Regions from separate parts of the Homo sapiens genome. Here region 2 is linked to region 1. The links are chromatin loops, found by intact Hi-C in ENCODE. Cell type or tissue: IMR-90. All regions are shown on one strand. Each heading gives the region's core, and the rest is flanking DNA. Links, peaks and the distances in the headings are about the cores only.

Region 1 (2,820 bases), core at 55-2,554:
GATTTTTTTTTTCTTTTCCACAAGTATTTATTAAGTGTATGTGCAAAGTATGGTGTTCACGGCCCTCCAGGGCCAGTAGCAGTCCATGGTGGACAGAATATACACAGTATTTGTTCTCTCATTCAGTAGATATTGATGGACATGAAGATCATTTGCTAAGCATTCTGCCAGTTACTGGTGATGCATCTGTGATTATGATACCCAATTATCTGAACCATAATAAGATATAGACAAAGTACAGTGGGCTAACAGAGGAGAAGGAAAGCAGTTACAACTGTGAGCACCTGAAAAATCTTACTGTAGATTTCAGATGAAGGCATGGCCTTGAATAAGTAGAATAATTTGATATGCTAAGCCAATCTGAGAACCATTTTTCCCATTTAAACTAAAAGTGAGACTAATAAATGTAGTGATATATGGACATTAAATGCATATATGTATATATATACACACATATATGTAGTATGTATATGTAGCAGCCTTTATTTTTTGTTTTCTGTTAGCACTGGATTTTTTAATGTATGGTTTTTCTATAAACAGATGGTTATAATTTCTAGAGAAATTCCATAGAACACAAATGTTAGAAAAATGCAGTGAATTTCATTGCCTTTAAGCTTAATAAAAGGTTCAACCTTAAAGTTGCATCCCACATCGTTAGTTTAACTTTACAGATGAGATTTTTTTTTCCCCTCTCTAAATTCTAAAACATGATACATCTGGCTGAGAGGCTGGAAAATTGTTACATGCCTGTGCAACATTCTTACAACCTAATCAGTTCTTCAACTTTTCTCGCAGTTTAATCATTGGAGAATGTTCTTTGTTTTTGTAGTCACTGTTTCACATAGTAACAGCTTGTTGTATTTTGGTCTGTTTGCCAGAGGGTAGGTTTATTTTTAAAACCCTGAACTCTGAATTTTTCTTTATTTTTCCAAGATTGAAAGCAGCTGAAATGCCTGGAGTTACAGGTTGAAGGCTGCTTCACAATATGTGGAGGAAGCTTCTTTCCCTCCTCCCTTTGTGTGTGTGTGCTTTTTTTTTAATTTTTCCCTAACAAATGTCTTCTAACTGGTAGTTGTCTAAAAATAGAAAACTGCTTAACTAAAAATAGCCTGGCTCTCAGTCGTGCCAAGGAAAATGGAGAGGAATAGGCGTGGAATAGAAGGCTGAGTAATCCAGTTCTATTCATTCAGAGAAACCTTTGAGAATGCGGGCGATGATAAAGTGCCCTCAAAAAACCACAGGCCCGACTCTCTCTTCAGACTTCTAGGTGCCAATAAACATTTTAGCCCCAGGATACTTTTTTTTTTTTCCTCATAGGTTGTAAACATTTTCTGAAAGACAAGGCTTTGTTTCAGGGAACCTGACAAACTGCCATAAATAACTAACTTTCCTAAGGTCTTAAAAATTCATATTTGTAAGATGTATTTTAAAAGAGAATCTTAAATGAAAGTATTGTAAAATAATGTACGTCGTGTAATAATTAACAGAGGAAACTCTGTTATAATAAAAACCACTTACTGCTTGCAATTAAACTCAAAACTTTAAGGAGTTTCACAGCAAGAAAATTATTCCTGTGACTCATTGTACCTTAAGAGAGCAGCTGACTCATTTTAGTTTAGCTCCCTGAGACATGAAATTCTCTTGTTCAGTCTGTATCCCCTTAACATGCCAACATTTAGTCTCTTTCTTAAAATTATTATTTTCACTCAAGCAGATTTTTACTTTTAATCTTTAAAATGATGTAGAAACTACTTTGAAAAATAGCATTTCTGGAGTAGGATGGCTTTTAGTTTCAACAAATGGAATTCTGAGTAAGTCATAAAAAAATACGTGTGTGTGTGTGTGTGTGTGTGTGTGTGTGTGTGTGTGTATGCCAGTTTTGCAATGGGAATGCTTTTTTTTTCTATTTTGTTTTGCTTAAGTAATCTGTAAACCAGGTCAAACATAGCAACAGGGTGTGGAAATGTCAGCACAGTTCATAGGGTTATACGAGTCTGAGCATTGTTATGTTCAGTTCCTGTAATGCTGCTGGTGATAAGACTCTTGAGACAAAAGACGATAATTGATGGAAAGAGGCTTAAATCATTGCTAGAAGAATCAAGGTCCTTGTATCTGTGTACATCGACTCTTCTGGTCTCCTTCCGTCTTGTAAAGCATTTTGTCGTCTTGCATGTTGGCCCCCTACTGCTCTTTGTAATGGATGCAGACCACAAGTGATTCCTTTATGCAGCATACAGGGTGTAATTGTGTCTGTGTGGTGTATTAGTAATTACCAAGCTGAATTCCCATATTGTATCTTTACTGCAGGCATGGAAAAATAGGACATACAACCCTGCGAAACCATTTTCAACCTAGATAGTGAGCCACTTAGAGCTGTATTCCAGGGACAAAGCCTTTTACATGAATACTTTTTAAACAAAATTTTCATTGTTGAGTCATTTGTACCATGCAGGATAAATTCAGTTTGGGAAATTATTACCTTTGATATTATATTATTCATTTCTGACTCTTCAGCAAAGTCTGTAATATGGAAAATATTGGTTCTTTTTAACTGCTGAAATAAAAAATATTTTTAGATGTAATAGTGATATGAGCTATGGTAACTATGCTAGGCTATCATACAGAAAGAGTACTACGTGAATTACTACATATAATAGATTCTGTAACATTTATAAACATGAAATAATATAGTTATTTTAGTAGCATTTTATCTTAAACAGTTATATGTTATACATAATTTATCAATATTGGCTCAAGCATTGTTAAACTTCAGAAAAAGCTGACAAAAAATTTTGTTACAGTAAACAGATATAAATTATT
Region 2 (2,820 bases), core at 79-2,578, 160 kb before region 1:
TTAGAAACGGATAGGTGTTTACCAAAAGAAGAAAGTAAAAGAGAATCAAAGGGATAAATACTTCACTTGTAAACAAAGTTAACCCAACACTCATTTTAAATCACAAAATAGTATCAGATTTAAGAACAACATGCAGATTTCATAGAAAATGAGGATTAAATATCATTACCTGAATAAAGTGTCTACCCTGAGTAGAAAAATGAACCATCTGCCACTATACTTTATGTGGTTAAATGTCTATTTAAAGTTAACATCCCGTCATTCACTTTAAAAAACAGAAAAGCTTTATTTAAGAAAAATGTAACTTAAAGTAAGGCCCCAAAGCAGAGGTCAGATACAAAATTAAGAATTTTTTCCCTTTTCTTTCTGTGGCAAAAGCGTATTTGACTAACGACTTCCATTAAAATAATGGAGCAATGTAATATTTCTTTGTGTATGAAAAGAAATCTTTAACAACATTGACACTTTTGGATTAGAAGTTTTTAGATGCATTTTGCATAACTAATTTGACCAACTATATTGGCAAAGAAATGTGGAAACACAATAGGCAAAAGCAGGCTTTTAAAACCACCCATCAATGTTCAATTTCCTACCAGCAGTAATACAAATGTTATCAACACATGTGTAACCTCCCTTTACTACAGTGAGAGTTGTTTGGGTGTCCATGCACGGGAGAAAAGAATCCCAAGAACATACATCCCTCTTCCCAATTTACATTTTCAGTATCCTGAATTTAAGCTTGTTCAATGAATCTGACAGGGAGTGCTACTGAAGTCTCAACTCCAAATAAATAGTTTAAAATAAAAAGTTGTATAAATATTAGTCTGTGCCAATGGTGCGGTTTGAGAGGGAGTGCTATAAACACAAAGTAAATTAAATGGGATCTACTTTTGTGGGGTAAAAGCCTACTTAGACTGGTTATTATAGAGAAAATTTTGTTGTGTGGTGCGACAGCACGTACCCATGTGGCTAACCTACAACTGCTAGAAGAAACAAATCCCACCCATACCTAGGAGCGGTGCCACAGCCAGACCACAATTCCTATGAGGGATGAACTTAATTTGCTGAAAATGAAGGCCAGGCTCTGTTGCAGCTCATTAGCTGGTTACAGACACACTGCAAGAGAAGAAAGTGGAATTTAGTCGATGTTCCAACTTCTACATGTGCTGTGAATAAAACAGACTATTGTTTTTTTGATAAAGAAGTATTGTTTTGAATGTGCAGATTGGCTAAGTAAAGCCAGCAGAATTTTTTGGCCAAATATAGTCTCTTGCTCACTCCTAAAAATCCTAGCTTTCAAATTAGGAGCTGAAGTCATTGAAAAAAAAAAAAAAGTTTACATTCCTGCAGCCTGCTGCAGCAAAGCCAAACAAATGTTTGGCTTAAAGCTCACTTACATCTCTTTCATGAGCCTTTTTTTTAACATGGAAGTCTGAAAAATACCATTTCTTTTATCGAGTCATTTAATGCCAAGTGGGGAGTGTGTGTGTGTGTGTGTGTGTGTGTGTGTGTGTGTGTCTGTGTTTATGTGAGGACACGCACACTCAGCAACAGTACTATAGGGTCAGTGTAGTGGTTTTAAAGCATGTGGGTCATATTTGAATTTAAAGAAACCATGGTTTTACAGCTTCTGGCATAATTTAGGTCACAGTCACAAACTGTGATTTTTTTTAAGCATCATTAACCACTGAATGGACAAGGAATGTGTTATTTTCAAGGAGTTTCTTTGGTGCCAGTTCAGGCAATAAAAACTTAAGGACAGGGTCAAACTGGGAGGGTAACTTTGTATGTAGTTGCCCTCCTGATGCACTTTTTTACCATAAAAATTGGATGCTTTTTGGCCTTCAGTCTCTAAGCCCAAAGTGGATAACATGAAGTAACAGCAACAATTTGTTGGAGGCAGGCATGTTGATGGCCAATTTTTGTATAGTCAGTAGGACTAGTGATTTGGCACTCTGAAGAGTCCATTAAAGTGACAAAATTGCAGAACTGAATAAGCAGTGGTCTAGTATTTTTGGGTTCACAGATTCTCCTTCCAATATTCTTCATAGATCAGCCAAATTTTTGCTAGAATACAGTTGAGTTTTGTTATAATGATGACATTCATATTAAATAAATTCCCAGTCTGAGAGCAGAAAATGAAATGGTTTAAATCAAACCTCTTTCTGAGTCAGGGGCCACTGACTGACAGTGTGTGCCCAGACCTGGGGAAAGGGAAACAGAGGGAGCCATGTGAACACCACTCTCATCGCCCTCTCCCAGCTCGCTACCAGTTTTGCATGCTGATTGGGTTATTTTGTTGGCAGGAGTAATTTGCTAGTGAGGGTTGATTTCCCAAGTGCAAATGATTGGTGTGTTTGAGGCATGTCAAGAGGAGGAGAGCAGAGAGTAAGTCCTCCTGGCCATACTGTCACATGATGGGTGGCTGAGGGCCTCCTTAGGCCAATTCTAGTTCCCTTCTCAACCTTTAGACACTAAACAAACAAGTAAGTATTTTCATTACAGAAGACAGTTGTTATATGGAAGGAATAAAATGAAGCATTTACTATAAAATATTATTTACACACTAAATTATTTTTCCGTGTATTATTAAAAACATTTTTATCACATTCCTGGAATTCCCAAGCTCTTCAGATGCCACTTGGGGTTTGTTGTTGTTGTTGTTTTGTAGTGGGATTGGCTTTAGCAGAATTTTACCTGCATAGGTTTACATACATAGCTTACATCATCAGTATAATAGTGAACACATTACCATCAGAGGAAGACCAGAAGAGATGTCTTTATTGTACATTTTCCCAGATATTCCAGATATCAATGCTT

What was found. A loop is a pair of places that touch in the nucleus more often than their neighbours do. Peaks named below come from ENCODE experiments on the same cell type or tissue, not always from the same donor. Only the 100,000 strongest peaks of a DNase experiment are listed, where the experiment ranks them.
Region 2: it touches region 1 in a loop (1.9-fold over the local background); 2 of 110 quality-filtered maps call a loop at or near these places.

What each region holds. Positions count from the first base shown.
Region 1 is chr5:88,784,330-88,787,149 of GRCh38, reverse strand. All of the region lies in intron 3 of MEF2C (myocyte enhancer factor 2C), which reads left to right. Among named protein-coding and RNA genes, the nearest start is that of GSCAR, 89 kb to the right of the region's middle. In IMR-90, for the core only: no CTCF peak of the experiment used is centred there; DNase peaks (open chromatin) are centred at 1,149 and 1,609; H3K4me3 peaks cover 317 bases.
Region 2 is chr5:88,941,312-88,944,131 of GRCh38, reverse strand. All of the region lies in intron 2 of MEF2C-AS1 (MEF2C antisense RNA 1), which reads right to left. Among named protein-coding and RNA genes, the nearest start is that of MEF2C-AS1, 59 kb to the right of the region's middle. In IMR-90, for the core only: no CTCF peak of the experiment used is centred there; a DNase peak (open chromatin) is centred at 1,411; H3K4me3 peaks cover 252 bases; H3K27ac peaks cover 1,374 bases.